3 separate regions of the Homo sapiens genome follow, and regions 2 and 3 are each linked to region 1. The links are chromatin loops, found by intact Hi-C in ENCODE. Cell type or tissue: A673. All regions are shown on one strand. Each heading gives the region's core, and the rest is flanking DNA. Links, peaks and the distances in the headings are about the cores only. Region 1 overlaps POLA1 (DNA polymerase alpha 1, catalytic subunit). Region 2 overlaps POLA1 (DNA polymerase alpha 1, catalytic subunit). Region 3 holds the start of ARX (aristaless related homeobox).

What was found. Hi-C counts contacts between places; a loop is a spot of excess contacts. Peaks named below come from ENCODE experiments on the same cell type or tissue, not always from the same donor. Only the 100,000 strongest peaks of a DNase experiment are listed, where the experiment ranks them.
Region 2: a loop joins it to region 1, with 2.3 times the contacts of the local background. A loop is called at or near these places in 8 of 110 quality-filtered maps.
Region 3: it touches region 1 in a loop (2.6-fold over the local background); 31 of 110 quality-filtered maps call a loop at or near these places.

What each region holds. Positions count from the first base shown.
Region 1 is chrX:24,834,634-24,845,090 of GRCh38, forward strand. It overlaps POLA1 (DNA polymerase alpha 1, catalytic subunit), which reads left to right. Exons shown (of 37, transcript NM_001330360.2): 33 at 7,019-7,197; 34 at 8,913-9,044. Among named protein-coding and RNA genes, the nearest start is that of POLA1, 150 kb to the left of the region's middle. In A673, for the core only: a CTCF peak has its summit at 4,179 (motif pointing right); a DNase peak (open chromatin) is centred at 4,208; H3K27ac peaks cover 340 bases.
Region 2 is chrX:24,994,199-25,004,655 of GRCh38, forward strand. POLA1 (DNA polymerase alpha 1, catalytic subunit) reads left to right here. Exons shown (of 37, transcript NM_001330360.2): 37 at 1,607-2,788. The coding sequence ends at 1,752. ARX (aristaless related homeobox) reads right to left here. Exons shown (of 5, transcript NM_139058.3): 5 at 9,496-10,457. Among named protein-coding and RNA genes, the nearest start is that of ARX, 17 kb to the right of the region's middle. RefSeq lists enhancers at 4,752-6,441, 4,857-5,357, 5,358-5,858, 6,556-8,217, 8,702-9,236 and 2 more. In A673, for the core only: no CTCF peak of the experiment used is centred there; DNase peaks (open chromatin) are centred at 5,673 and 5,772; H3K4me3 peaks cover 806 bases.
Region 3 is chrX:25,010,868-25,021,324 of GRCh38, forward strand. It overlaps ARX (aristaless related homeobox), which reads right to left and starts at 5,098. Exons shown (of 5, transcript NM_139058.3): 1 at 4,675-5,098; 2 at 2,055-2,931. The coding sequence starts at 4,870. RefSeq lists an enhancer at 9,725-10,303. In A673, for the core only: no CTCF peak of the experiment used is centred there; DNase peaks (open chromatin) are centred at 2,182, 5,154, 6,358 and 7,084; H3K4me3 peaks cover 6,087 bases; H3K27ac peaks cover 6,892 bases.

The DNA of each region.
Region 1 (10,457 bases), core at 1,078-9,077:
CCAGGCGTGGTGGCGGGCACCTGTAATTCAGCTGCTCAGGAGGCTGAGGCAGGAGAATCTCTTGAACCTGGGAGGCGAGGTTGCAGTGAGCCGAGATTGCGCCAGTGTCCTCCAGCCTGGGCAACAGAGCGAGACTCCGCCTCAAAACAAAGCAAACAAACAAAAAAATACAACTTGTTATTATGGAAAAATGTATATTATATATATATATATGGTAGTAGAGAATATAAAATTTTTTCTAGTATCACACATATTAAATTATAGGGTAAGATTAAACCCTCATATACTCATCACCCACCTTCAGTATTCTGCACTGGTGGCCAATCTTATTATTCCTCTTTCCCACCTTCCCCTATTATTTTGAAGTATATCCTATATATTTATTTTGTGTGTTAATATTTCATTTTGCATTTCCTTTTTTTTTTTTTTAGAGACAAAGAGTCTCACTCTGTCACCCAGGCTGGAGTGCAGTGGTGCGATCTCGGATCACGACAACCTCTGCCTCCCAGGTTCAAGCGATTCTCCTGCCTTAGCCTCCTGAGTAGCTGGGATCGCAGGCATGCGCCACCACCCCCGGCTGATTTTGTTTTGTATTTTTAGTAGAGACGGGGTTTCACCGTGCTGGCCAGGCTGTTCTTGAACTCCTGACCTCAGGTGATTCTCCTGCCTTGACCTCCCAGAGTGCTGCGATTACAGGCGTGAGTCAGTGCGCCCGGCCCATTTTGCATTTCTAAAAGAAAAGATTCCCCTTTTCAGCATAACTACATTATTATCACATCACACCAAAAAACCTCACAATTCCTTCATTTCATCTAATTTCCAACAAGTGTTTATATTTCCGTGATTGCACTATGAATACACTTTTTTTAAAAAGCTCCTTGTTTGGATTGGAATCCAGTCAGGGTCAACTTGGTAGTTAATTTCTATTTTTTTTTTTCCTTTGTTGATCCTCCCAGTTTGTTAATTAAAGAAACTGGGCTTTTTGTCCTATAGAATTTTTCTCATTCTGGAGTTTACTGATCACATCCTGGTGGTATCTTTTAACATGTTCCTCTGTCTCCTATGTTTCCTATAAATAGTTAGATCTAAAGATGTGATTATATTTAGGCTCAATTTATTTTATTTTATATTTTCTAAAATATAAAATACACACTTCTTCCTAGGCAATGGGGTTTATGTCTATTTGAGTTTCAATGCATTTTGCAACAAATTCATAGATGTTTCATAAGAAATATTTAGAATGCAATTTTCTCACCTTTCCAAGTGTGAATTTTTCATAGTATAACATGCATACAGAAAAGTACACAAAACCTAACTAAACTGCTTGATAAATTTTCACAAGGTCATCATGCACTAGTGTAGTCATTACTGAGCTCAAGAAACAGTACATTACTACATTCCCAGAAGGCCCCTCATGTCTCCTAGAAATGATCCTCTACATACCTGGCATCTAATAACATAGATGAGGTGGATTTTTGGGGATATTACACAAATTGCGTCTTTGTTCTTTGTGTCTAGACTACTTTTACTGAATATTGTTTGTGAGATTCATCCATGTGGTTGTCCTTCCTTTCTGTAAATTCTGTATAATATTTCATTGTCTGAATATACCACACTGTATGGCTATCTACTGGAGGTACACCTATGAGTTGTTTCCACATTTGAGGTATTTTGAATAGTGCTGCTTTGAGAGTTGTTGTACAGGTCCTCTGTCAAACGTAAGCATGTATTTTTCTTGGGGATGTACTAAGGAGAATTGCTAGGCCATCAGGGACATGTATGTTTACTTTTAGTAGATTCTGCCAGTTTTCCAAAGCGGTTCTACTCGTTTACACTTCCTACTAGCAGTGTTTGGGTGCTCCACATTCTTACCAACACTTGGTAAGATAGTGTTTTCCATCTTCATTTTACATGGTGGCATAGAGTTGTGGTTTTAATTTGTATTTCTTTGATGACTAATGAAGTTGAACACCTTTTCACATGCTTCTTGGCCATTGGAGTATTTCCTTTCGTGAGGTGCCTGTTCAAGTCTTTGTCTGTTGTCCTGTTGGCTTTTCTTTTTCTTATTGATTTGCAGGCATTTCCTATGTGTTCTAATTACGAGTCTTTTGGAAGTATATATTACAGTTTGAGTATCCGTTATCTGAAATGCTTACGACCAGAAGTGTTTGGGATTTTTTCGGATTTTGTAATATTTGCATATAGATAATTAGCTATCTTAGAGATGAGACCCAAGCCTAAACATGAAGTTCATTTATGTTTTATATACATCTTATACACGTAGCCTGAAGGCAGTTTTATACAATATTTTAAAAAATTTTGTGCCTGAAACAAAGTTTTGACTGCAACTCATCACATGAGGTCAGGTGTGGAATTTTTCACTCGTGGTATCATGTTGGCACTCAAAACGTTTCAAATTTTGGAGGATTTCAGATTTTTGGATTAGGGATGTTCAACCTACACAAACATCTTTTCCTATTTGGCATGCTTTTTAAGAGTATAATTCACATAATTTACCATAAAATGCTAAAATCTTGAGTATTATACAATCAGTTATCTAGGCACAGACACAGAACATTTTCATCACTCCAGAATGTTCCCTCGTGCCTCTTCCCAGTCAGCACCTCTGTTATAGTAGCAATCGCTCATCTGAAATCTATCAGTATAAGTTAGTTTTGCCTATTCAAGATTTTCGTATAAATGGTTTCCTACAGTATATACTCTTTTTGTGTGCAACTTCTTTCACTTAGCATGGTATTTTTGAGATTCATCTGTCTTGTTGCATGTAGCAGTATTCACTCTTTCATTGCTGAGTAGTATTAGCTGAGTAGTATTATGGTAGATTATACCAGTTAATCCATTCACTTGTTGATGGACATCTAGAGTGTTTCCATTTTTGGCTATTATGAATAAAGCTGCTATGAGCATTCTGTGGATATAGCATTCACCATTTGAAAATTATTTTTTTCTTTAATCATACTAAATTTTCAGTTCGCATATTGTCCTCTAAGATGTCCAGATATATGAAAGCCTGGACTCATGCAAAAGATAAATGGTTTACTTCCTCTAAGAAATTTTTACAAAAAAATTTCACTCAATGGGATTCTGTTAATTAGCTTCCCTCATAGATTAAATGATCCATATTACAAACAACTGCTTGTAAATACCAGTTACTCCCTTTACTCATTTGGAATTTCATTTATGTGGATTTTCCCTCTTCCCCACTTGCATGAACATATGTAAGGGTTTTACTGTAGTTATTTGCTGTTGCACTAATAGAGACCTTGTCTTTTGAAGGAAGGAAAGTATTTGATTAAATGTATCAGCCTCTCTAATAACAATATGTCTCAAGTTATGAACAGTTTAAAAACTCCTTGGGAGTGGGGGCAGGTGAACATTCTAAAAACAGGCATAATTTACAATGGTTAGAAAGTGCAATGGTAGAAAAATAATTTTGTGCTAAATGTCACACTGGGGGTGTGTGTGATAAGGCTATGGTGACTTAAGTAAAGACAGTACTGCTAAACTCATACACCCTGATGCCTATGATGTTACTTTCTATAAATACTTCTTGAAACATGAGAGTTTTGATCCTGTTGCCAAAATAATGTGAGATCCTAGAAATTTTCTAATTATAAATGACAGTATTTTAATTTCATTCCACTGCCTCTTTTGTACCCTCAACCCCAGCACAAATGAGTCCATCACTACAAGCCACATAATTGAATTAAAGCATACATCATCTCAGCCTATTCTGGGGGGAAACCACGGCTGCTCTTCCTCCAGATAACTAGTTTTGCAAAGCCCAGGCAGGCTGCTTCTTCCTTCATTCTGTGCCTCACCAAAAGACTTAAGTCACCTGTCAAGAGCTAGCCTAAAAGAAATGGAAGTTACTTTTCTCAAATGGGGCATAAAGTTTGTTCCTTTAAGCCAGTTCAGAGAAAGCTTTCAGTAGAAGCAATAAGGAATTTGGGATTCAGTTTTGCATTTCTTGCTCAAAGACTAATGTACGCAGTGTAACATTAATTATACGGTGTAGATGCATGTAGGGCAAGTGCAGTAATAAAGATTTTGCTTTAATGTCATTTTTGACAGAAGTGTTTAATTTTGGAGTGACAACAATTAAAAATGGAATTATATGTAGCTGCTGTTTTGCACATTTTAAAATTCAGAATCTCTACCTGTAGGTGGCAGCACCAGATACTTGTTTCTTGTTTCACTCCAGACTTAATGAGTTTAGGGTATAAGCAGTAAAACTTTAAAGTCTACTGAAACTTCGAAATAAGCTGCTGTTACCAGTTTTGTGAGAATTTGGAAAAACTAATGTATGTGTTGACTAAGTTTGGGGCTTATTTAACCCTGGATTTTCACCTTTTCAAAAAAGATTCCAGCAGCAATGATCCTTACTTTTTTAACATGACATTGTATGTTTTCTTAAAATGATTTAATTTAGCCCTCTGTGGTTTGCCTGTTGAACTTATAACTGCTCTCCCAAGAAAATAACTTTTTAATGGCATTTTGGTATTTAAGTAACTTGTACAAGGATCATTATATACCTAATATTTTAAGCTCATTACAGTCTCTTCTCCCTTTATATTTTTACATTTTAGCATTGAACTATGACCAAGAGACTATTGAGATTGAAGCTCCTTCCCCTGGGGAAAAAAAAAATCACCTTGGGAATAAATCTGAAGTAATTAGCTGAGCCAGTTGACTTTGTTACTGCCATGGGAAGATTGAGTGATTTGTAGAAATGGATATTTAGGGTAGACATTTAGAGTAGACATTTCACAGGGCCTGGTATTTTTCGCAAGTTGCAGCCAGTCGTTTGGGTGTTTCTCCATGAGTAAGTAACAAGATGGCCCACACCCACTTTTAGCTTACTCTGCAGGCAGGCTGTCCCGGGTCAGTGCTTGCAGGTTCATGCACTCAGGTGCACCAAGTGAGCCATGGCTGGTGGGGAGGGGTAGAGAGTAGCTCCTCTTGGTTCCTTTTCGTAGCCTGGCCAATTTTGTATATGTGCAAACCAGCATTGTTTTGTTCCTTTATTTTTGGACTGTGAAAGAAACTTGCCTTTTAGAAAAATCTTGCTTATTTTCTTTTTCCTTATCTTTTGATTAGTGTTGGCCTGGGAAATTGATTAATAGTCATAGGGTCAGAGAAAAAGTGAAGCTGCTTTCTCATAATTGCAAATAAATCAAAACATTATGTGAATACTTGGATTCACAACTAGAGTTTGAATTAGCGACAGTTACCCCTCACTACAGAGATGAACTGGCCTCATTCAGCGGTGTGGTCTCTCTCAATTCCTCTGACCATCCTTAGCTTTAAATGTGAGAGTATATGTATTCCCACATAATTCTCTAATTTACTATTTCTCTTAGGGGTTAGGTAACTTGTAAAATAAGAATGTATAGTGTCTTGGTGACAAGTGGCCCATGTTAACATAATTTATGTCACTAATGAAGAACAGCTTTTCAAATTGTTCTGAATGTGTATTCTTTGTTTTTATCATATACTACCACTTTAGGAAATACTTTAATTCCTACAACGAGTAGCTATTAACTTCATATGCAGCATGAACATGTCTCATATAGTTTTCTAAATGCATAATCTTGAGCGAGTACAGTCTGGATTAAATGATGTTCATTCACTATTTTATTTTTTCATTGAAATGACATTTATTTAGTGCTTGCCACGCAGTAGGCAGCGTTGAACTCGGTTTGTTCTATATTATCCAATTTAAACTTCAAAAGTGTATGATCAGTGATGCTACCTCCGTTTCGCAGGTGAGAAAAGTGAGACTCTGTGTCTCAGTTGTCTTATTCTTTGTTTGGCCCCTTTCAACTGTGAAGAGTCAGCCTCCAGTATTTTATAATTACTAGATGTCGCTTGACAGCTGACCAAATAGGATTTAGGATTCTGTCACTGAATTCTGAATGCATCTGTTAGATTTATCTACCTATGTAGCTGTTGATAAATTTTAAACAATTTTTAGATATTTTTGGTATTTGTGAGCTTTTGGCTTAGTGACTGTTTTATATTACTTATTTACCTTTATACTAAAATAAGATAGTTTTCTCTTAGATTTCCAAAAGCTTTTCCTTAGATTTCCAAAAGATAGAAATATTGTCTCTTATAATCTTTTCTTGAAAGCATCCCTTAGCAATCCCTAAAATTCTAAGAAACAGTGTAGAATAATTATTTTTAAGTATAAATTCAAATAGTAAATTTTGGCACACATGTTTTGACCAAGGGTAAATTAAATTGGTTGGCCTAAAAATGTTTCTTTTCTTTAATTAGTTTGTGGAAACAAAATAGCATAAACATGCATTGATTGATTTCTTATGTTGTTTTGAATGAAATATGGAAGGTATATTTGGTTTCAGGATTCTCAGGGACATTTTGGCCTGTAGAATCTGTAGACCCATTGTTTTTGCACATATTTTAAATTTCTGAATTTCGAACATCAAGAAAACCATGTTGCATTTTGTCTCAGATGCTGCTACTGAATTTTAACCACTGAATTAGATTGCAACCTACATGCTGTTAACTACTGAGCCAAGATGAAATCGACTACTGCATTGAAATCAGGGTTAGCTGTGTCTGCACTTGAAGGAGTTGTAATGGCAGTGAACCTGTTTTCTTTAATGGGATTTTTATTCCCTGATTTTATTCTCAGTTTTAATTGTGACTTTGATTTTAAGAGAATTTCTTAGTACACATTTATTTGAGGTTTTCATTGTAACTTTAAGAGAATAATAAAAAACATCCTATCGAAGTAGGTGCTTCCAAACCCATATGTTCAGTGGCATATTTCTGTGTTGTGTTGTTGCAGTTACTTGTTTTATTTATAAAGTATCTCTTGTAAAAAGAGAAGTCATTTGTCCATGTGCTTTTGAGTTCAAATGGTTGTGTGTATGTGCATGAATTTAAAATAATTTTTTGTGGGAGTTTTCTTCTTTGGGGTATTTTTGGAATACTTTTCTGAATTTGTTTTTTTCTTTTACATTAATAGGACTTGACCCCACCCAATTTAGAGTTCATCATTATCATAAAGATGAAGAGAATGATGCTCTACTTGGTGGCCCAGCACAGCTCACTGATGAAGAGAAATACAGGGACTGTGAAAGATTCAAATGTCCATGCCCTACATGTGGAACTGAGAATATTTATGATAATGTCTTTGATGGTTCGGTTAGTTGTTTCTGTCTTTCATTTTGTGAGTGAACTTGTATAAAGGCCTTACCCCCTTCCCCCACTATGGGGTATATAAAAAGGGCGAAATAAACACACACATGTTGCTTTCATGTGTTTAAAGAATTTTAGCATCATGTGAAATCTACCTTCACAGCTTGCTTTTATTTCTGTTTGAAAACTCTTACTTGAATGTGCTTGAATATTGTTTTGGCTTCCTAGAGTGCTTGACCTTGGTTTTTAAGTGGAATCCCTTAAAAATTCTAAATTATCTTAAAGTATTTTTATTATAATTTCTTAATTAGTAACCTGTATTGTCCCACTGTCAACCCCCATCTATTAAGACTTAGACCAATATTTTTCCTTATCTTAAATCAAGTTACTGGGAACTAAGTGTTTTGGGAAAGTTTGTGTTTGTCTTTACACATCCCACTTACCTCCATTTTGCAAAGGTACTCTTATCTTTTCTGCTGTCTTTGCATATTAGACATTTAAAAAGTCACAGGGAGACATTCCTTTCAAGAAGTACTGCCAAAAAATGTATTATTGACCTTGGATCAGAGCTTGAAACTTGGCCAATTTACTTGATTTCCACTGCAGTGTTATGCATGTACTAGCCATTGGCAAAGGAATAGGCAGCAGAACTGTGTAAAACCTTGAAACTGAAAGAAAAGACGCCCTTTATCTAAATTAAAAGTAATTATTTTAAGTTAATTTGGACAAACAGCAGATGTTTTGCATTTTTTTGAATCAAAACAAAGCAGTCTTTGGAAGCAAGTGCAAGGAAGAGGCAGACACAGATCAGCAATACTTGCTAAATCCTTGAGTTTTGCTTCATTACAGCTGTAAATAAGATAGTTAATTGCATGGAGGCTTGACGACTTGCAGATGGGCTAACTGTGGAAGAGCCGATGTCAAGCTCTGAAATCTCTTCCACCTGGAATTGCTTAGCGTGGCGGGTAGGGTTATGTACCAGATTGGAGCAGGAAACCAAGATGTTTAAGTATCAGAAAGGAAAACAAATGCTTCAGAAATCCCAACAGTTTTGCTATATATTACATTTGCCTTGTCTTTGTTTAAAACAAAACACAACAAAACAAAATGTTTTCTCCAAATATTAATATTTATTTATTTCAAATTTTTACTTCTCCTGCCTCCCTCCCCCAATACACTTCATTTTTTGGAAAAATTGCCAAAATTTTAGATTTGCTAAGCAGACAGTAAGTGATACTGTTTTTGTGGTACTACACTTTTAACTTTTAGACTTTATTTTTAAAATTAACTTGACAAGATGAAAACAAACTAATGTGATAAAGGCTCTTGTTTTTCTTCAAGTTTGTAATGAATAAATACAAATTTAAAGTTTTTAATCAGTATCTCTGAGAAAGAGGTTTATTTCCAGTAACATGACTTCACTGGTATTTACAGAGGGAAAATTATTTTATCCATAGAGTCCCTCGTATAGTGAATGTAAAATAGTGATTTCAGGGTTTTCCCTTTGACTTTGCACTCCATTATGATGATGGCAAGGAATGGAAGGTATGTATGACTAAAGCGGTCTTTGGGAGGAAAATAATTGAGAAGATAGGGTTAACAACTCACCAATAAAACGAATTAAGAATATTCAACACTAGGACAGCATGTAAGTTTTTAAGCACAAAAACCCTTTTATAGCCTCACAGTAATTTTTTGTATACTTCTCCTGACTTATGTAGGGAACAGATATGGAGCCCAGCTTGTATCGTTGCAGTAACATCGATTGTAAGGCTTCACCTCTGACCTTTACAGTACAACTGAGCAACAAATTGATCATGGACATTAGACGTTTCATTAAAAAGTACTATGATGTAAGTATCCATAATGATATTCTTACATACACAACTTATTGAGGTTTGGTACTTGTTTATTGGTTTTCATGAAACTAAAATTTTGAAAAGACTTTTGGGAAAAATTCCTAGTGAAATACTATTAATACAAATATGATAAAGTATGTAATTTTGGCATATTAGCATGACAAATTATTTGATAATTTCTCTCAGGCATTACATCTCTTTCATTTACGAGCAGTATTTTAAATAATGAAATTTTTACTTCTTTTAGAAAAAGCCAGAATATAATTAAGAAATGTTTTAGTTTATTGTTACCTAAATAAGACTAATTAAATGATTGCTTAGATCTTTGGATAAAGGAAGAAAAAAATCACTATTGGCTATTGTCAGCAAGTAGAGCCATAAGATCGTGTGTAGTGATCTTAGTGGACTGCCCACACAAAACTAATACTTTGTGTTTATGTAGCACTCTAAACGACTCCATACCCTAGTTTTTTGAGGAAATCAAATATCTTTTAAATTTAAATGCAGTTTTTCTGGCATTCAAAAGAGAATATCTAATTTTTATAAATTTATAGTAAAAATGCCAGAACAGTGAGTGATTTGTCTTCATTGGAAAGAAGGCTTTTATTCAGAGTTTTTGTTTTTAACGCATTTCACATGAATTAGTTTTTTTCTCTTCAAAAATTAAAAATTTCACATTTCCCACGTGATTTTTCTTAGTGTTTCAGTATGTCATTTGTCATCTAAACAAATTTTCTGTTACTTGAAAGTTTACTGTAACTTCTTTTTAAAAGCTACATTGGCAACACATTTCAAAAAAAAAAAAAAGCTCATGTCTTAGTTAAGGCCTATGACTTTTCTAAAGATTGTTCTGTACTTTTTACTCGTATTAGTTAACATATAATAGCATTTTCTTCTTTAAAATAGAACTCATTATGTGAAAAGTAACTATCAGATCATTAAGATGAAGAGTAAAAACATAGAGTTCCAGTATTATGATTTTGGTGTTGAATATATTTATCAGAAAAGCAAGTCAGTTTGCCTAAAGATTATTAAAAAATAATAATTATGACTACATTTTGGGAAAATCTGAAACATTTTAGTGAATAATCCTGTGCTGCCCTTACTGAACAGTGGATGGGAATAAAAGTTGGCTGTGGGGTCACATTCCTCAGTAGGTGAGATGTGCAGCACATGAAAATTTAGGCCAAATCAAAACTATTCAGCTCCTCATTTACAGGCCTCATTGAACAGAGTATGATCCTTGCTTGACTCTTGGGAAGAATTCTGAGCTTTCTCTCTGTGTTTAGTCTATCAAGATCTTCACCATGGAAATGTTAATACTAGAAGAAACTTATCTATTTCCTTCTTTAAGAGGGAATAGTCTGTTTTGACTAAGTTGCAAATACTCTGAAAAATGATCTTCTG
Region 2 (10,457 bases), core at 802-8,801, 160 kb after region 1:
CTTTCTGTTGCAGCCCCCCTCTCTTTTTCCACCCCTTTTGGGCATTTTAATTCTCTATAAAACCTGTGGTTGTTCTTTAAAGGACAACTTATGTAATTCAGAAAAGGTTGTGGAGAGCAAATGCGAATGTATAGCCAAGAAACAAAAATCTGGAGTCTGAGTTTTCGTTTTCCGGGTGTTTTGTAGACTTCCCGTGTTGCTGTTGTTGGAGGTTTGCTTTCTGTGAGTGGCGCGCTCTCCCCTCCGTGTTTCCTTCCTGACCGGTTCCTATCGGGAGGTGCTGGGCAGCCTTGCTGCTCCCAGGCCCTTTGGCACAGGCCAGCATCTTATGGGGGCGGAGGCCTCACCTCAGGATCAGCTGATGTCTGAGGCCTGCAAATTTCTATGTGGGAGTAGTGATGTAGTGGCAGGGGGAGTGGGCAGAAGTGAGCCTCTCCTCAGGTGCGGGCTGGGGGTTCTGGCTACCTGGGTTTGCGTGTCTACAACTCTGATTACCTGCTGTGTAACCTTGGGTAAGTGACTTAACCTCCCAGTTTCCTCAGCCATCAAATGGGGATTGGGGGTGGGGGGGGCGCGGGGAAAGCAGCCTCTCCAGACACCTTACCAGGTTCCTGAACACAGCGTCATCCCCCACGTGATCACTCTCTTCACCCAAAAGATCAGACCTGAGCATCACAGCCCCACTGCTCCTTTAAAAGAACAACATGTAGGGCCGGGCGCAGTGGCTCACGCCTGGAATCCCAGCACTTTGGGAGGCCAAGGCAGGAGAATCACTTGAACCCGGGAGGCGGAGGTTGCGGTGAGCCGAGATCGCGCCACTGCACTCCAGACTGGGCAACAAGAGCAAACCTCTGTCTCAAAAAAAAAAAAAGAAAGAAAAAAAACAACATGTAGAAGTAGCAGGCTCTGGGAAGGGAAAGGAGAGGGGTCTTTTCTCTGGCTGGTAGCATCCTGCTCAGAAGGGAAAGGCCAGGGATGAATGGGTTAAAGGAGCAGGAGTGCCGCATACCCTGAGTTCACACAGTGTGGACAAAGAAGAGCAAAGAAATCTTGGCCATGGACAGACAGGTGCCCTCGGGGCCGCTCACCTCTCGCCTCTTTCAGCAAAGGAAATTTTGTTTAGCAGAGGGACTTGGGCTGGAGGGACTAGAAAATGCTTACTAGGCCCAGCTGATCTGGGGAGTTGGGGCTGGAAGGCACCAGAGGCCATAGCTCCCTTTGAGACTAGGTGTTTCCTGCCACGTCCAGACTTCGCAAGCAGTTGCATGCATGTGCTCGCAGCGCCGGTGAAAGTGGCGTCTGCGAGTAGAGCTCACCTTGTCTGCTGCACATGAGGGTGCACCTGCAGTTCACATCAGTAGAGGGTGGCCCTGTCCCCCAGTGCACTGAGTCAGCTAGGTGCTGAGAGGCGGACAGACAGGGGAAAGGAAGAAAAGCTTTCACAGAGGAATGGTCGGCGGGGGCTGCATCTGACTGGCCCCAGGGGTAGACCAGAGATAAGATGGTGGAGATACAAATGGAATCAGCATCCCCTTCTCTGGTGGAATACTGAATGTTCTTTAAAGAAACTACCTGAGACTTCTAATCTCTCTCTCTCTCTTTTTAGATAAATTGAAGAAGCAATTTTTTACCCCCAAAGTTCTGCAGGACTACAGAAAACTCAAGAACACAGCAGAGCAATTCTTGTCCCGAAGTGGCTACTCCGAAGTGAATCTGAGCAAACTCTTCGCTGGTTGTGCCGTGAAATCCTAAGGGAATCCCAGGAGTAACCAAGGAGGGGGTAGTTGAAAAATCCCAGCTTCCTCTGTGCCTCCACTCTGGCCCTAAATGCTCCTCCAGCATCTGTTTCTCCCTTGGGACTGTGTCTCATGTTTGTGTGAATGTAGACCAGGAAAGGGGGCTGCAAAAATGTTGAGTCTAATGTTCGTAAGCATCATAGAAATTCCTGTCTTCATATTAAGATGTACTGCTTTAAAACACAACTCCAGAGCCCCTCCCCAAGCTCCCCTCCCCAAGCTCCTGAAGACCCGGTTTCTGAGGGAGGGAAATTGCTACTTGGATTGAGAGTAGCTGGAATGTAAGTGACCCCAGGCTTTGCCTCAGGGCCTTTAGCCTATGTCCCCCCCACATAAAGAGAGCTTCTCAGAGCCTGACTGAAGAGCTGACGTTTTGCTTTTTCATATGCCAATTAAACCCGGTCTAAATCCAAATGCTTCTCCAGCCATCCAGGAGTGGCTGTCCTTTTCAGTCTTGTCTTTTATATAGGTAGCTGAGGGGGAAGATTTAGAAGCCTTGCACTCACTAAATAGATTAAACAGAGCAGGCTTGTTTGTTGAATTGCTCCAAAGTCCAACAGACACACACTGAGCAGGTGTTTTACACTCACATTCCCTTTTTGCCCCTTAAATAGAAAGTGCAGGTAAAGGTTTATACAACAAGAAAGCACATTGAAAATAATTTGATACTCTAACAATCCATTAACATGTGTAGGGGTTACGGTGAGGATCACTGTGTTGTATTCAGAAAAACGGGGAGAGGGATGCTTAATTGGCCCTGGCGCTTGCTATTTTTTTCTCATTTCTTCACAATAGGACCGTCTTTGGCAGCAGCAAAATGTATTTCAGTATGGCAGTCTTTCCTCTCTTACATTATTGGTAAGATTATACTAACAAAATGTTTCCCCTTGTACAATTATGCTGTGTTTTTAAAAAACATTGACCTGTGTGTTTTTATAAAAGAAAAAGTATGTTGTGCCTTCTTCTTAAGAATAAAGTTTTCTAAAGGGAAAGCAGTTGTGGTGAATCCTTACCAGGTGCAAAGAGTTGACTAGAGAGGCAGCAAGGAGTAAAATGTGAGTAGAGCCAGTTGCTGTGGCACACACCTGTAGTCCTGGCTACTCGGGAGGTGGAGGCAGGAGGATGGCTTGAGCCCAGGAGTTCAAAGCAGACTGGGCAACATAGTGAGGCCCCCACCTCTAAATACATACACACGTACATACATATACATATACATATACATATACATATACATATACATACACACACACATATATATATATACACACACATATATATACACATATATATATATATGACTAGAGGCCATCCCCTTTTCAAACCTCAGCCCAGTTTCTTCATAGCCACCTCTATCAGAACCCAGCTCAGGAGTGCACAGCATGATATTTGGTCGAATGTTCTGAGAAGCATTCAGAATTTCTGTGACTTTAGGTCATTTAAGAGATGAAGTATGGTTTCTTACGTGCTTTGCTGACTTAGAGAGCCAAGCCAAGAGCCCAGCAGCATCTCTTTTTGAAGAGCAAGGCCTAGGGCTCCTGAGACAAAGGCGCCCCCTAAAAAAGGTCCCCCTAGTGAAGGAATACTGATGGGTTAAGCAGTGGAGATGAAGCTGCCTTTTATGTTGCTTTTTCTTTTTATTTCTCCTCCTCACCTCCCCTCTGGCTCCCATCCCTCTCCTTTCTCCTCCTGCTCTTAGACTGAGATTCTAAGTAGAAACACTGTGGGTTTCGAGCCCTGTCAGTTAATTAACTAACTTGCTACTGTGTAAGCTCTGCAGCCTGTCACAAACTGGAGCACCCAAGGTGCTTCAGGAACTAAGGGATTAATGTGTTTTTATTGCTCCCCTGGTCAACTCTTTCAGTAATTGCTATTCTCACATAAGGTTAGAGAGATGGTTTTCTAAAGTGTGCTTTCTGAAGGGGAGTCATGTTTTCCTTGATTTCTGGGATCTGGGATTATATTAAATATAAATAGTTACCCTGAACTTGGTCATCAGGAAACTCCAAGAGACTCAAGTAACTTCTCACTGGATTGTTTCTTGTCCCTGCCTCTAGATTATAAACACCCTGGGGGCAAGGACCATTTCTCTAGAATGTGAGGCATTTCTAAGTACTGTCCCCGAAAAAAGCTAATGCAGCAGTTGATGTTTTCTTATTGGGATCTGTTAGAACTCTAGGCACCTAAGGATTCCAGAATTTTGTGGAAAGTTGAAACTGCAACTTTAAGAATTCCAGTGAATCTCTGTTAGAAGTTGGGAGTATCACATACTTATTTTTCTCTGAGAGATGTTTCTACTCCTTGATTTGTGTGGTTGATAGTGCACCCAGCAGAACTGATGCGGAAACTTTGCCCATCTTATTTGTAAGGGGAGAGGTGACCTGCAGGTCTCCATGGACTCCGGCACGTGTCCTAAACTCAAATTCTAAAAGTGAATGGATGAAGCAAACCAGGTTCACACTAGAGTGAGTGGCAGGGACTGTGGCAAACAGGAGTGAGCAGGTCCTGTCCAAAGGGGCCAGCAGCTACTCAGTGATGCTGGGAGGGACAGGGCCCAGTATGGCCACATGATCGAGTTTTCAAGAGAAGCCAGGAATCCAAATATTCCACAAAGCTTACTGATTTCTAAACCTTGACAACTAATTTTTTAAAATGAAACTTTAAACTCTGTGTGGGCCAGAGTAAACCTCTGGGCCAAAGTTTATCTGGGCCAGTTGGGAAATTATACCCTAAAAGAACCCTGCTCTTCTCAGAGCCCCCTGCCTCTGGAAAGGGCACTTTTTCTGTTTAATTTAGGAACTAGGATTTTACCTGTAGCAGATACTTGTACACAAGCTTATCTTGGACACAATCTGCTAACCCTCCACTCTTCTACATATAAGGTGCATAGAGGGGGGCCAGAAGTGGAAAATCCCACAGAGTATGCTTGATAAGATTTTAATTTGTCCAGAAAACAGATGGAGTTAATCTTGTGACTGTTGCCCAGGATGTGGGGGTTAATCAAAGTTCCAAGACTGGAATTTGGGAGAAGTTGAAAGGGAATGAATTCACTGCCCCTCACCATCACCCCTTTCTCCAGCCCTTACTACCTCTTACCTCCAACACACACACCATGCTCCTCAATATACTTCTTCAAACATCATTTAAAATTAGTTTGGCGGAAGATGCAACAGTAAGGAAACTCCAAAAACAGATTTTCCTGTTTGTTTTAGGGTTTTAAGAAAAACACCAAGCCCCAGACCCTCTTGTCAGGATGCCCGACCCTTTAATTCGATGCTCCCATCCCAAATTTAAAGCTGCCATTCCCTGCTCCTCACTGTCTCTCTCCCGCCCCCTCTTTCTTCTCTCTCTCTGTCTCTCTCTCTCTTTCTCACCCCCTCTCACCTAAATATTTCTTAATTGAACAGTTTGTGGTGGAGCTTCCTTATAGCAGTTTAATAGATTAACTCATCTCAGCCAGCCTCAAATTTCAGATTAAAATTCCTTCATCCCGAAGGCAGCATTATCAGGTTGTTGGAGGCTGTTTTCAAACCTTGGTTTTGAATAGCAGCGGCTCTGCATTAATTTAACCACTAAGCTAATAAGTAGGTTTCGTTTTGTTATGCTAAGCTTTATTGCTTTTCTTTTGATCAGAATGGTGTTGTTGAGCAAAGCAGCAGACAAGGCATTCTTTGATGAGGGAATTAGCGCTCCATTCTTCCTCTATTATTCATAGCGCAGTGGAATATGTAAGTACCTGAGGGTGTCAAAGGAGCGCAGGTTCTATTGCAAAGTGCTCGCCTTGTTTCTCTCAATAGCTGACTATGAGATGATAAACCGCTTAATACACTGTGCTAATTGGATGAGAGCAAAAAGAGATGGGAATTAAGGCGAGGCAAAAGGAGAAAGTGCAACCAGCCTTCAATTCACTCTTTCACCACTTTAACAGCACCAAAGGAGGCACAAGCTTTCTATAAGCAGACTAGAGGTTTTGTGCAGAGATAAAATGAACGTGTTAGTGGATTCAAGTAATACACTAATTATTGCACAGTATAAATACCACTACTGGTTTTATAACAGGGAGGTAAACTTCTTTTGAGAGGGTTATAGGATTGCTTGGCAGTGGTGTAGAACCTAATAAGGGCCCAGAGTAATAACCCCCTGGATTAACAAAATTGCTGCTTGTAGAAGTATGATTCAGGCTTTTACGAAGATTTCCGGAGAATGAATAAAAATGACTGAATGACATTTCTTAATGTATAACCGGTAATCACTCCCATATCTTTAAAGGAAAAAAATGTATACTTCAAACTGGACCCTTAATAATGTCCAGGGAGGGATAACAAGACTTCTTCCTTTGAAAAATGCTTCCCCCCACCCCACGCCCCCGCCCGCTCTCCCCACCGTCAGGTAGTGGGTTTTCTTCTTCCTGTCCCCCAGCCAGGCTGTCACTCTCAGTGAAATATGCAGTTGTTCTGGGGACTTCTGTGTTCCAAAATATTATTTTAGGCCCCATTTAAGACCCCCTTCATTCAGACACACTCACTTTTGGGTATACACATAAACACATGCTCATGGACTTTTTTTTCTCCTAAAGCAAGTTGGGCTAACCTATTATAATTTGTTTTTCTCTCACATCAGCCCCTTTTGTCACTCTAGTAAGATCACATTTAAAAGGATACTAAAAAGAGAACTACAGGTGCTTTGGCTCTTGATACTACAAATCAAAAACAACGTTAGCCCCAGTTGGGTGGGGGGTGATTAGTACCTGAAAAAAAATGGGAAACTGTTCCGAGCCAATTTCAGCATGGACTTTAGTTTAAGTCTGAGTTTCAAGTCCCAAGGAGGCCCAAAGTTTCTCAACAGTCACTCTCCCTAATTATTCCACTTACCTCCCCACACACCTAAGATGCCCGCCCTGACTACTGTCCACAGTTCGGGCCATGGGTAGTTGGTGATGGAAGGACACCTCTGATAATATTATGCCAAATGCGCCCTTTTTGCCTTCCAGGACCTCCTCCAGATCTGGCTAACCTGTCTGAAAATGTAGCAAATTAACTTACTCCTTTCCCTCAACCCTCCCACAGAGGCCTGTCCCAGGCTTCAATTACCCCTCACCCCAAGATGCTGTGGGGGTGGCCCTGGGAAAGCAGGTGTTGGGCCATTCTGCCTTGGGTGTGATAGGACACAGCCATGCCCTGAACTGGGCCCTCGCAAACTCCCTGGGGCTCTGCATGTCCTCCATGGTGGAAGAGGTTTGCTTAAGGTTGGGGGGGGGGGGTCAGCCGCTCCCAGCATTGTGACCAAGTTCCCAGATATTGGGGCCAAATTGGGTTGCCATTCATTAATAATGCTCACAATAAGATTAAATCATTCTGGAAAATCTCATAAAATCCCCCTAAGTACGCTCCAGTGGCTCTTTCCAATCCCCATCATTCAGCACTTGGGGAGGTTTGGAAGGAGAAGAAAATTGGTTTCTTTGCTTTTAATGCTGCTTTGAAAAGATACTCAGAGTTTTTCATGCGTGACATGTCACATGTTTAATGTGGACTTGCTGGAAGTCAGGGGGTCTTTAGCGTGTGATATTTATGGGGAATATTAAGTGCAGAATGAGGTCCCTCCAGCTGGGGAAAGTTGAAAGAATAGGAGGCCCAGGACTGGGCTTGTTTGCAGCATCAGAATGACATAGGATTAAGAGTTTGTAAAACAAGGCGAGGGGTTCTCATTGGCCAGTAATAAATGTAATCCTTGGAGGTAATTTCACGCAATTTGCTTCTGTTCCATGGAAGGGTCAAATGAGAAAAAATGACTTAAAAAAGAGTTCATTAACAGGAAGAATGGTACTGTTTCTCGTATACCATCCAACTAGCAGCCTAGAGGGGGGAAAAGAAGCCCTACTAAACAAAAAGGCAAAATCGACGCAAAATTGATATCGACCACAACACACACACACACACACAGACACACACACACACACACACACCCAACTCCTTTCCCTCAGTCTTCTCCAGCAGTCCCGTCTCCTCCCCAAACTCTCCAGCGGCCCTGACCACCCCAGGAAAGCGGCTTTCACTCAGGGAGAGCCTGTGGATGTGGAGTCTGAGGGTTTTAGACTCTCAGACCTCCAGTAAGGCCCTAGAAAGTTCCCACCGGGCCTACTAAACCCGGGAACGGAGTGTGTGGTAGGAATGGTAGTTGGCGGCCGCTCCCCATACCCCAGGCCGGGGCCCTTCTTGCGAGTGCCGCCCCCGTGAGTCCAGGGCTAGCGTTGGGTGGCGGTGATCCACCCGACGACCCAAGTGCCAGAAGCGGCCACCAGCCGGCGAGCCGGTTCCGTGAGCTCTCCAACGTTTCGGGCGGGCGGGGTCTCCGGGCGTCTGGACCCGGGGTTGGAGAGGAGGGGATTGAAGTTGGGGGTGAAGGGGGGTGCAGGATAGGAGGCGAGCCCGGGACGTGCGGGCTCCAGCGCCGAAGCTGCCGGGCGGGCTGCCCACACCCAGGTGGGCACAGCGCCTGGCAGGCCGCTGACCTCTGCCCAACCCTGCACCCTCCCCTCGGCCGCGCACACTTGCGCCCTGGGCCGCGAGGGGACCCGGCCCCCCTCCTCCAGGGCGCGCGCGGAGCCCGACGGCCCCAGCCCAGAGAGGCACCCGCGCCCCCCGCGGCGACCGACTGGCCGGCGGCGGCGGCGGCGTGGCGGGGCTGCCGGCCCCAGCTCCGCAATCGCGGTAGTCACGCCGCGGCACCCCCGCACCCCTCCCGCCTGCCCCTCTCCCCAAAGGTCCGGCGCGCTAATTACAGCAAATTGAAACTAATTAAGCTTCTCTTCCCTTTCCCATCACCCTGGGAGCGTCGGCGAGACCCAGCCCCCGCGGGCGGGCTTCCACCAAGCGGTCACCCGGAGGGGCGCGGGCAGGGCCCGGGGGAGGGAGAAGCTGCGGTCCCCGCCGCGAGGAGGGAGGCGTGCGCCGAGGTGGTTAAGGATTGCAAATCTGTTTGGGTCTCCTCACGAAATCTGAGTTGTTTAGATTTTTTTAAATGTATACATTTACCAATGCCTGGATAAGTGATGTAATGACATTTGTCGAGTTAAGATCTGCCATTTGGATACCCCTCGCTGCCTTTCCATCACTACTGCTCCCGCATGTTTCTCTCTCTCTCCCTCCCTCTCTCTCTCTCTCACACACACACGCACACACAACACAATACACACACACACTCCCTCCTCCCTGCGAACATGCCGTGGAGCCCGCCCCCTCGGAAGGGAGCGCCTGGGCTTCTCGCTCTCGCCATTACCTGTCATCTCGGACTGCGCACTTCACTTCCTGGCTACGTGGCACTTTCCAACAGCTCCCTTCGCCTTCCGAGCCAAGACTCCCGCTTGCTTCAAATTTCTGACTCCACCGTCAACAACGCCCACCATCCACCCACCCATCCTGGAACCCACCCCACCTCCGTGGCCCGGGACCCCCAGCTCCCGCTGTGACACGACCCGGGAGAGCCCAGGTGCGCGTGGAAAGTACCGCGGCGGCGTCCTTAACCTTCGTAGGAAATCCGGTTCCCTTTGAGGATCGGATTCAAACCAGGGGCCTCTGCCAGGAAAACGCGTGTGCAGATAATCCCAGGAGATGCCTGGACGCTGGAGCCCACCCTTGACTCCCGGGGGGTGGGGGTGGGGGCTTCTACTGTCCCCTCAGCGCCTGTATGGAGCATTCACACTTCGTTTTGTTAAACATATAATTTTTTTATTTTGAGCGTGACACTTCTCCACTAGATAGCAAGGAAAAGTGGTAACAATTACACATTACACAAAAGTACTGTACCATTGCCTTTATCTTGAAGGTTTCGGAAGCCTCTACAGTTAATAAGTTAAATAAAGGGCTTGAGTACATAAATATTTGTCTAGGAACCCTACCGTATCTACAACACAGTAAGAATCTACGGGAGGACAAACTTTTACCATACCACGCTGAGTGCAATTGCGTTATAACATTTCAAATATACAAAGCTCTGTTCTTTTTTTTTTTTTTTTAATAACAATGGTATGTACAGAATCAATAATCACAGTTTGGTGACTTCAACAGTCCATATTCTAGCAGAGTATTATTTCCCTTTGGTTTGATATAAAAACCTTGGTTGGTGTATGATAAAGAAGAGAACAAGAACAAGACGCCCCTTTCCTTTAAGTGCACTGTTAGCTATCTTACAGGCTCGCATTTGCTTCCCGGGCCCTGGCTTCACGCTGGGGCCCTCGCTGGGGAGATCAACTTCGAGCGCCAAAATGCTATTTAAAAAAAAAAAAGAAAGAAAGAAAGAAAGAAAAGAAAGGCTAAGTGGGGTGTCAGGAGGAAGAGGTTGGGCTTTTTAAATTTTTTACTTCAATATCAGGCGTCTGGGGGAGAAAACCTCCCCGATATTTTCAGGAAAGTAAGAACAAGAGAGAGTGGATGTTGGAGTTGGAGCGAGGTTGGCAGTAGCAGGGGCAGGGGCAGGGGCGGGTGGACAGCCAGCCGAGGAGGTGCCACGTCCCGGAGCGCCGAGGGCTGCCATGCCCGCATCCAGACTGCTGTGAAGGCGGCTGCGCTCTCTCAGTGCCGTCTCGGGAGTGTGCTGGTCCTCTGTTTCCATTTGGTCTTGAGTGGTGCTGAGTGAGGTGACCTTTCGGGGCGCGCGCGGGGCGCGGGT
Region 3 (10,457 bases), core at 1,079-9,078, 180 kb after region 1:
CACTCCCCATTACCCTCTGCAGGTATGTTAAGCTTGTTAAGAGTTCAGTGGGGTAATTTTTCGATTAAACAAAATTCTGCGCACCTCCTGACTCCAATGCCCACTACAAACCCTGCCCATCTCAGGGGAAGTCAATTTAACTGAAACCCTACCCCATCATTGCAGTTATTACTGCGACAATTAAGGCAAATAGGAAACCATTAAGATGCTGTAAAACGGCTTACAACCTGTTTACCGAAAATATGACCGCGCCGAGAATAATTGGCCCTCCGGCTCGCTAATATGAAAGAGCGGGGCCGCCGAAGCCTGGGACCTGGGGTTGCCCTGCCGGTAGGCCCCCAGTCCACACCTGAAACTTCAGCACCAGAGGTAAACCGTCTCCATAAGTGCCCTCCGTTGCCGTTGCCCCCAGCTACAGTGGGCATCAGCAAATCTAAAGCGGCACTCCAGGCTGGCTCAGGGCCGGAGCCAAGGGGCTCAAACCCCTGGGTTGGAAAGAGGTGGGGGTGGGGCGGGGAAGAGGAGCTGCCCCTCCTCGTGCACTTCGGTCCTCCCCCGCCCCTAAGCCCGCCAGAAGCTAAGAAAGGGCGGACGTGGATGCCAACTGACACCAGCTCAGTTTCTTCTTTGGAAATACACACGTACGATAAACGCAAAACGCTGGTCGGCCAATTCGCTATTTGACAGCACACATAGGTTTTCAAACTTATTTCCTTTTTTAAAGATAAGGAAAGGACTGGGTGACACAGGGGAAGACCAAGTGTAGCCCAAGGGATGACCAGGTTTAAGTGCCTTTGCCTGGCATTAAGTCTGCTCTTTTCTGTTTCTGGTTGGGAGAGAGTTAGGCAATTGCCAGGCCAACTACATTTTGGAGTAGCTCGGCCTCCCGAGCCCTAAGCAGCGATTTCTCCTCTGGTTCAAAGGGGCGGGCAGCATTCCCCTTCTAAAATGCACATTGAAAAGCTGCGCACGTCTCCTTCGAAGGAACTGCCCGCGCTTGACAAGCCCCGCGCTAGGCAGTCACCGATCCCTTTCTCCCCCTCACTGGGGGACGTTTGCCCTAAGACTGGCTCCTCGCCTGAGCTGAGAACTTGGCCTTGGGGTGGGAGAGAAGGATCCCTACCCGGGCCGGCGCCCCAGGTGGTGAATAAGCTGGGGCCGAGGGTCCAGTCATCACACAGGCACATGTTTCCCAGAAAAACAAGTGGGAGGTGGAGCGTGACCAGGTCGAACACCCGGCTTGGACACTGATCCAAAGAGAAAATTCCCCCAACTGCTTTGTCTACTCCCTGCCAGGCTTCCAGCAATCATTGTCCACCCGGTAAACCCGTTTACATTAAACGCACGGTGGGTTTAATATGTGTGTCGGGAGAGGACAGAGAGTAGAAGGGGAGATTCTGGCTGGGGCCCCTCAGGTGTTCAGACACCAAACACTGCCCAGTTCTGACTTCCTTTGGTTATTTCAGGAGTCCTGAAACGACAGAACTCGGATCTTTTTAAAGGCCTTCTCCGCTGGCACGGGCTCCAGCTTCACTGCGAACTGCGTAACTGATACCCACCAGGCCCCTGGGGCACCAGGCGGGGGTGGCGAGCGCACAGCACAGCGACCAAAAATAGCCCCTGCTTTGCTCTGTCTGCGGACAGCGCTTCCTGAGCCTCGCCGGGGACCTAGCCGGGACCGCAGCTCCGGAGGCCTTGTGTCTGTGCCCTCTGCTGTGCGCGCGTCTCCAAGGTGGCGCTTTCGGGCGCTCTTTGGAGAGGCTGTTTCTTTTCCTCTCTCTAACTAAAACTTGTAATTTGAAAACATTAAACTGCAACGACCTTGGGAAGAAGATAAACCATTCCAGCCTAAACTTAAAGCCCGAACCGGGGTGGGGGTCGGGGGAGTGGGTAGTTTGGGTGAGCAAGGGTGGGTGTGTTGGGAGGGCGCTCTTCCACAGAGTCCAGGAGCCAAGCGTCCGCCCCGAGGCCGGGGCCCCTGCCAGCCCGCTGTCCCTCCCTGGGGCCCGCGTGCGCTCTCTGCCGCTGCGACCGCGACCACCCTACGCGCATACCTGGTGAAGACGTCCGGGTAGTGCGTCTTCTGGAAGGCCCGCTCCAGTTCCTCCAGCTGGTAGCTGGTGAACGTGGTGCGGTAGCGCCTCTGTTTGCGTTTCAGCAGCCCCTCCTCCGAGTCGCTGCCCGCAGAGAGGCACACGCTGTCCTCGCCGTCCTTGCCCTCAGCGTCTTCCGGGTGCAGCAGCAGCTCCTCCTTGGGTGACAGCTCCCCGCCCTCTGTGGCCACTGCAGCGGCAGCTGCTGCGGCCACGGCGCCAGTGGCGGCCACAGGACAGCGCCGGGGCTCCTTGAGCAGCGCGCGGGCGTCGTCCTCCAGCAGCTCCTCCTCGTCGTCCTCCAGCAGTTCCTCTTCCTCGTCCTCATCTTCTTCGTCCTCCAGCAGCTCCTCCTCGTCGTCCTCGGTGCCGGTGCCACCACCCGCAGCCGGGGCGCTGCCCGGGCCGCCGGCCACGCCGAGGCGCTCCTCCGGGTGCGTGACGCCCCCCGGGCCGCCCAGCTCGTCCAGCGCGGGCGGCGGCGGCACGAAGGGCGCCCCGTTCTCGCGGTACGACTTGCTGCGGCTGATGCTCACCTGCGGCGCCTGGCTGATCTTGAGCGTGTCCCAGGCCGCGGCGGCCGCGGCCGCGGCTGCCGCGGCGGCCCCTGCGCCGTCCGGCCGTTCCCCGGGCCGCGCGGTTGGCGGTGGCGGCGGAGGGGCCTCCCCGCGTGGACCCGCCGTGGCCGTGGCGGCCGCTGCCGCCGCCGCCGCCGCCGCCGCCGCCGCCGCTGCCGCACCCTGAAGGAGGCGGCCCCCGCCCGGGCCGTACAGGCGCCGCAGCTTGGGCGGCAGGTGCAGCTCGGCCTCGAACGGGGCGCTGCTGCTCTTAGGGGAGCCTGCGGGCAAGGGAGAGCTATCAGCCAGCCGGCCGGCCGGGGAGTCCCAGCCAGGGCTGCTGCCGGGGCCCGCCCGCAGTTGCTCCCCCAGTGCCTAGGCCCAGGCGTGCGGGGACCGCGCACCACCAGACTTCGACGCCTTGGCCTCTTTCTCCACTTTTCTTGCTTTTTCTTTTTCTTTCTTTCTCTCCTTCTCCCTTTCTCTGGGTTCCTTCTTTTTTCCCCTTTCCTCTCCCTTCTTTCCGTTCCCTCTCTCACTCTCCCCCTTTTATTTCCTATCTTCCTTCCCTTATCTATTCCTCTTGCCCCTCTCTCCCTTCCTTTTCTCTCCTTACCTTTTTTCTTTTTCTTTCTCCCCCTCCCTTCTTTTCCTCACCTCTCTTTCTCCTTCTCTCCCCCTTTCTTTCTCTTTTTGCAGGCTTTCTCTCCCCTCTCTCCTTCTTTCTTCTTTATTCCTTTCTCTTTCCCCTTTCCTACTCTCTCATTTTTATTTCCCTTCCCACGTCGGGGCAGAGGAAAATCCGAAAACATTCTACAACTTTAAAAGAAAATCACCACTATCCTGAAAACTTTGCGCATGACCTCTGCCCGCTGCTCCACCATGAGGGCAAGGGTTGGCAAGAGGGGTGCAGCCCTGAAGGCGACCGCTGCGGGGCGGGGTGGGGGAAAGCGGCCCTGTGGCCCCAAGTGCAGGCCGCGCCCCAACAGCCCACAGCGGGAGAGGGTGGGGGGGCTTCTTGCACAAAAAGGCAAAGAAAAATCATCCTGGCAAAAATGTTCTGGGAAAGGTCTGGGGCAGAGAGGGAGTGGGAGTGCAGCAGGCGCAGGCCGCTCCTTCCTTTTGAGGAAGCGCCTGGCATAGGTGCCACTGCAGGCTAAAAAAAGAAAAGAAAAAAGTCAGTTTTATTTAAATGCCCCCTTCTCAACCGTCTGCTCCTGCCATCCAAATTGCGCTATGGCCGGACCGCTGGTTTTTGGATTTTAAAAGAAACCAACAGTTCTTTCCTTTCCCTGCGACACCTCTGCAGCAAGCTCGAGGCGAAACTTGAGGATAACAGGTTCGGGGTAAAAGGACATTTGTTCTGGAATTTTTAATTTCAGAAAAAAATAAAATATTTTAAACAGCTCGTCTATTTTAAAAAATAAAATAGCAGAGAAAAAATTAGCATCCAGAAGTCACACATTTCATACATTTTAAATACATTAAGGAGCATTTGGAGAATCCCAGGAAGATGTTTTCTGCAAAGCTTGGGTTTAAAAGGTCACAAGTAATCTGCAATTAAAAAAATAAAACCAAAACATTGCATATACAGAAATCTTCCAAAGAGGAAAGGCCAAGGCTCACTCAGCCTGGAGACCCCGATTCACCAGCTTTTGGGCTTCTTGTCTTCATCAAGTTGGTGCTACAAGGGTCCACCGGCCATCTACTGTTTCTGACCTGTCGCCGCTCTTCAGAGCACACCCAAGGCCACCAAAAGGGGCATTTAAACAACCTAACGATCAACACCGAAAAGCTAAAGGCTCCCTAAGCGAAAACGGGCCTTTTTCTGGAAGCAGGGAGGGAGGGAGGGAGAGACAGCCCTGGCTAGATGTTTAACGCTCTTTGAGGCAGCAGGCCTCAGAGTTATGCCCTCTCCTTCCTTCCTCTCCAAATTGACAATTCCAGGCCACTGGCCCCCGAACACCAAACATCCAAATCAGGGCCCAATGCCCTTAGTAAGTGCCTGACGGGAGCATCCTTACCTTGCACGGCCTTTTCCGGGTCGGCGCGGCTGGTCAGCGGAGCAGGCAAGCTCTGCGCGGCTCCCAGCAACCGCATTTTGCACGGGCTCCTCCGGCCCAGGATGCTGTCGATGCAGTAGGAGGAGAGCAAAGTTGGAGATTTACTTTTGCACTCGGGCCTCTCGGAGCAGCCCTCCTCCTGGTACTGATTGCTCATGGCTGGGGCTTTTTCCCAGGGCGCAGAGAGCGGATCGCCGGCTGCCTCTCCCGGAGGGTGGGATGGATGGGTGTGTGTTGGGGGTGGGGTTAGATAGCGGGTTATAACGGATATTATTGCGATCTTTGTGCCTTTCTGCCTCCCTTGGTTGCCGGCTGCCGGCTCCCGCCCTGCCCGCGGCCCGAGCTCGCCCTCTCCGCGCTCAGGACAAGCGGTAACAAGTGTAGTGAGCAGCGGGCGCTGAGCTCTGGAGTCTCTCTCCTCCACGTGCTGAGAGGCGCCCTCTGATTGGCTCTCGCCAGAGGCCGGGCTGCGTCGGCCTGTGGGCGCGGCGCAAAGCCCGGACTGGATTCCAGAGGGGCAGGCGGGGGTGGGGGCAGCGGGCACGCACCAGAGCCAATTTTCCTTTTCTTTCTTTCTTTTTTTAAGTTACCAATTTTCTAAGTCCGCTATCCTCTTCCTGCAGCTCCTCCTTTGACCCTTTAGTGTTGGCCGAAGTTCTAGCTTATTGGGATGCCAGGCCTGTGAATGCCATCTGGGTGGCGTGCGCCCCTTCCACCAACCCGAGGACCTCGCTCCCTGGAGGCGAGGCCTCGAGGCTCACGTTCAGACTCACTCGGCACTTTTCAAAGCCGATATTGGGCTCCCAGGACACCGCCTTGACCTCCCTGGCGCTCAATTGCCGTCCTCTCTAGGCCGGACGGGCGTCGGGGGGCCAGGGTGACCGCCCCAAGCAAACATCTGCCGTCTGGGAGTTCGCTTTTCTCTTGCGGCCCAAGGCATTGCGCTGTCTATCTTCACCCTGAGCCCGACTGTGTCTCTCTTGTTTGTAGCGTCCCCCAACCGCTCTCCTCTCCGTTTTAAACTCTGGAATGGGAAAAAGCCTCCTTACAGACAAAGCTCTGCCATAGGCGCGCGGCCTTCCCTAGAGCATTTACTGGGTGGGAAGGGACAGGCGAGTATCAGCAGCGAGGAGGGGCGACTGGGGACGAGTCTGGGGGCCTCCTCTTTCTCCCTGGACTCTCTTCCCTCTTTCCCCCACAAATTCGTATCTGTTAGGCCTTCACCCTGAGGCTGTTCACCTTCCAATCGCAGCTAGGGAGCAGAACCCTCAGGGATCCCTGACCTCTCCAGGGTGGAAGGAACCCAAATTCGGCTGCAGCCAAATCTAAGCGTCTAAAATTCTGAATTCTCATGACCTGGCTCCCTTGAGCAAAGGTGAGAGAGTGAACCTTAGAGAGAGCGCCTTTCTTCCCAAACAGTTTCCAGCGCCGAGAACTAAAACCCAACTCCAACTGATGTTGGGTCGAGCCTGGGCCAGCACGGACGCCTTCCCTGCCTGGGTGCAGGTTCCCAGGGATTTCCAGGGGCCCCAACGCTGGCAGAATTGGGGCGAAGGTGGTGGGTGAGAGAGGGGCCAGGGAGGGGGAATCCACGCCGGGTTTTCCTCTCTCAACTCCCTTCAATGTGTCAAAGAGAAAAGCATTTTACAAAGGATTATACTTGAATCACTTACAGTCAGTATTTAAAAATACAAGGATGCATAACTGGGATTTTTTTTTTTCAGCCATAAACATCTGCATAACTCTTGGATGCTGGTGGGTGGGTAGCAGACAGATCGGGCTGCCTCCGCAGGAAACTTCAAGACAAAACTGGGGGGAGGGGATGAAGGGTTGGGAACAGGCACATTAATAATGCGAATACTAATACTGATACTACTACTACTATTAAAGACAGGACAAAAAGAATTCCTCTGTCCCTCTCTCTCTCTCTCTCTGGCTTTTAGCTTAATTCTCATCCGTTTTTTTCTGCACTTGGATGATAGGGCGGGCTGTGGTGGGGAGCGGAGGAGAACCCGAGCCATCGCTGACATTTGATTTTCCTTTAAGCCCTCTCTGCGATTCAAAGTCACCTGGGATCTCTCCTTGCCTTTCCCGCATTCTTCCTTTTCCATCCCCACCAAGAGTTCGGTGTTTTTACACCGTCCGGTTCAGCTTTAAACTAACATTCTGCGCGCTGATTTCCTCCCACATTCCCTCCCCCGGCCCCGAAAGCCCATTCCAGGCGCGCGGGTCTCATCGCAGCCAAGAGGAGTAAAGACACTTCGGTTTCCTCCTAGCCTCCAGCCGCGGACCCTCGCGGGCGTCCCTGCGGCTTGGTGGTTGGGAGAGACGGAGGCACTTTTCCCTCCCCGGCGGGCCCCGCGTTGGAAATCCACAAGACCCGGCTGCCGGGTGGCTCAGTGACTTCAGAGTCGGCTCCGCACACGCAGGGAGTGGGCTGAAAATGAGTCCAAGAAAGATCGTGTTAAACAAAAACACAAATGCACAAATCATTTCTGAGAGCCCAACGGAGTTTCAGCTCTCTGGGTGGAAGACTTCTTTGCCTCCATCCCCCCTCCTCCCCCTTGTGCAGCTGTTCTTCTTTTAAAAGAAGTCGGACTTTCTGCTGGGGTGTATTCTAATTTTAATCATCCACTGTAAAAGGGGAGGTTAACAAAGAATTTCTGATTCTGACTTAATGATCCCTGGAATTAGATCTAATTCTATTAATGGAATATAAAGTGTTTTCGGGGGAGACCTGTGTGAAAACACTAGTTTTATTTGTTCTGTTATTTTATTTATTTTTGTTATTTTCTAATCAATCTTCCCAAGTGAGGATGCTATTGGGAAACACGTCCATTCACCTCGGGGAGAAGGGCCTGACCTAGCTCACTCTACACCCAGTGGCCCTGAGACCACCTTTGTCACAATCCAATACCCAACTTCAAAAATCTACAATTAACTTTTGCTATTTCTAAGAGATTAAATTTAAAAAATTACAGAAAACTTTTCTAAGGTGCTGGGTAGAGAGACATAAGACTGTGCTGTGGTCTCCACAATGCCTAATCAGGATATGGGATTATATATATATATATATATATATAAAATATGTTATTCTATATATCATTTTAGAAACAAAATTATGCGTCTAATATCTAGGAAGAGGGTAACTGATGTGTTGAGTGGGCAGACTTTTAAGAATTGGGCTATAGGATTACGTATGAAAGAACTTACAGTTTAGCCCAATTTAATTTTACTTTGCCAGGAAAACGACACTTCACTTTCTTTTTGCCTCACTTTTACTCACTAATCAAAAGTAATTGCATTTTAGTGATAATATCATTCTTGTTTGTACTTTGTTATTCACAAGTCCTGGCTCCTCTAATCTTTGGGGTCTGTAGCTGTTGGTTTGCTTTTCCTGGTCTGCTTGGAAAACAATGGTTTGCAGTTTATCTGCTTTTAAAATCAATCACTAAATAAAAATGACAATAATGGCTGGAAGTGAAGGTCACATGTGTTTAGAACTGTTGTTTATGGTGAAAAATGGGGCTTGTTCCTAGAACTGGAAATAATAATTTACCTAGAAGAGGAGAGTGGAAGGAGAAACCCCTTTCTTTTCTGAGAGCTAATTCTACATTATAGTTTTAAAATTACATTTGCAAGAAATGTGGAATAAGGGGGGGTGGCAGTTAGATGTCATTATCCAGAAAAAAAAAATGTTTGGAAGAGAGTTAACCTCACATACTTTTCATTTGAGATGTTTTAATTTATTGTGCAATATACACATAGATAAATCAAGCTGTGATGGGCTTCCAGTTGCACCGGACGGCTCAGGTCCCCTTAAATTACGATCAGCCTCTTCAAAACATATATTTAAACAATAGAAATAAACTTCATTGGAATCTAGCGACCAATTTGGAAGCCACTGGAAGAGAAGACAATAAGACCTGATTACACGCAAGGATTCTCTGTGATGTGATATCCCTTTTGCCAAGTCATTTTGCTGTTTTATTTATTTAATTTCTTTTTTTTTTTTAAACAAACTTTCATTCATTTATGGTCTTCCGCAACCTGCTAATTTAACACTGGAGCGCGTTATTGCAGTGTTAGGAGGAGAGAAAGAGAGAGAGAAAACAACAATACTGCAATGATCCAAATGATACAGTAGAATTATAGCAATTATAGTTCTACTTGTGGAAGAAAACCTTGCTGAGATCAGGCAAACAAACTGAAGCCTTGTGAGGATAACAAGCGTCGGGATTGACAGCCGGTGCTGGGAAGAGCCGGAGGGCACAAACAGAAATATTTGCTTCCCCCCACCCCCCCTTAACTCCAACCAGTCAAGGTTAACCTCCTCAAACGCTGCTTTCAGAGTCTTATCCACTTCAGGGTATGCATTTTATGCACAAATCGAGGTGTCTCCTCCTGGAAGTCTGGTAATAGGAGGAAGTGTAACATAATCCGCTTGCCTAGAACTTGCCCCTCGCCTTCTTGGCCTCCTGCGTGCTCTCCACTTCCTACCCTGCCTCAGTTCTCCCCACGGCTGTTGGGATCTCTCTGTGGACGGTGTTTATTTGTTGATGTATTTTCAAAGAAACAGCCCGTGGAAAGGTCCAAAGGGACTGATAGAACTTGGATTTCCTGGGAAGACTCTGTCGCGTTTGCTAATCCTTCCCTCTTCGCCGTGTCCTCCTCCTAAGCCGTGGGTTCCACAGTTAGGGCTTGGCTGGGAGAGGTTTGTTGGGAAGCAGCTTTTTTGGAAGCCTCCCGAGGACCACGGCCGAGCCCTCAAGGTATGGACGCGTGAGTGTGATGGCTATGTTAGGACAACTCCCCTTATTTGCAAACTTCCTCACTTTCTGTTGCCCGTCAGCAGCCGGGGGAGGGGGTGGGGGAGCAAGAACTAGAGAGGAAAGAGACCCCCTCACCGCCACCACCATCAGCCATCCGGGCGGCAGCCGAGGCTTTTTCAAGCTTTGCTCCAAGCATAAAGCTGGACGAGATGGTCGCAGCCTCCTGTCTGCTCTCAGAAGAGGGGGTGTGTGTCCCCTCCCACGGGCGAGAAGCAGGTGGTTGGGCTCTGAGCTCTCACGGAGTTCCTTGGCGGGAGTTCCCCATCTCCTGCCGCACCCATCCCTCCAGGTTTCCAGACCTGAGAGAGAGGGAAACTTTACTGTGCCCTGTAATCACCACCATCTGCTTTCTCCTCTCCTCCGCCGGACGGCGGGACCCCGCCTGCGGCCAGGGTCGAGGCGTCCCCGGTGCAGCGTTGACTCAGTAGCTGCTGCTCCGGGCGACCCTGGACGGGGTGGAGGGTGGGGACGGGTGGGCACAGATTGGAGCTAGAGTAAGATGCAGCGGGCTACCCAACGCGTGTGTCAATTCCCAGGCCGCGCGGACCGGAGCTGGGCTGTCGGCGTCCGCACCCCCAGCCTCCCCACCTCAGCCCCCTTTTCGGGCTCGGCTCAGCGCCACGGCCAGAGCGCGCCCCCTAGCGGGGGCTCCGAGTGGGCCGGGCTCTCCTGCCGCAACCTCTGGGGACTGAAGTTGGCAGAGCCCAGTGATCCGGCAGGAATGAATGGGGGAAAAAAACAAAAGCCTTGGAAACATTTCCAAGTGTTCAATAAAAGACCCATCTGTACCTTTCTTCTCCAGCGCGTTCGTGGTTAATGTCCCCCCATGCGCGCGAGAAGGGAGATAATTGCTGGGTGGATTCTTGTCGGCGAACCTCGGGAAACGCTGGACTGAGAAGTGAAATAATTGGG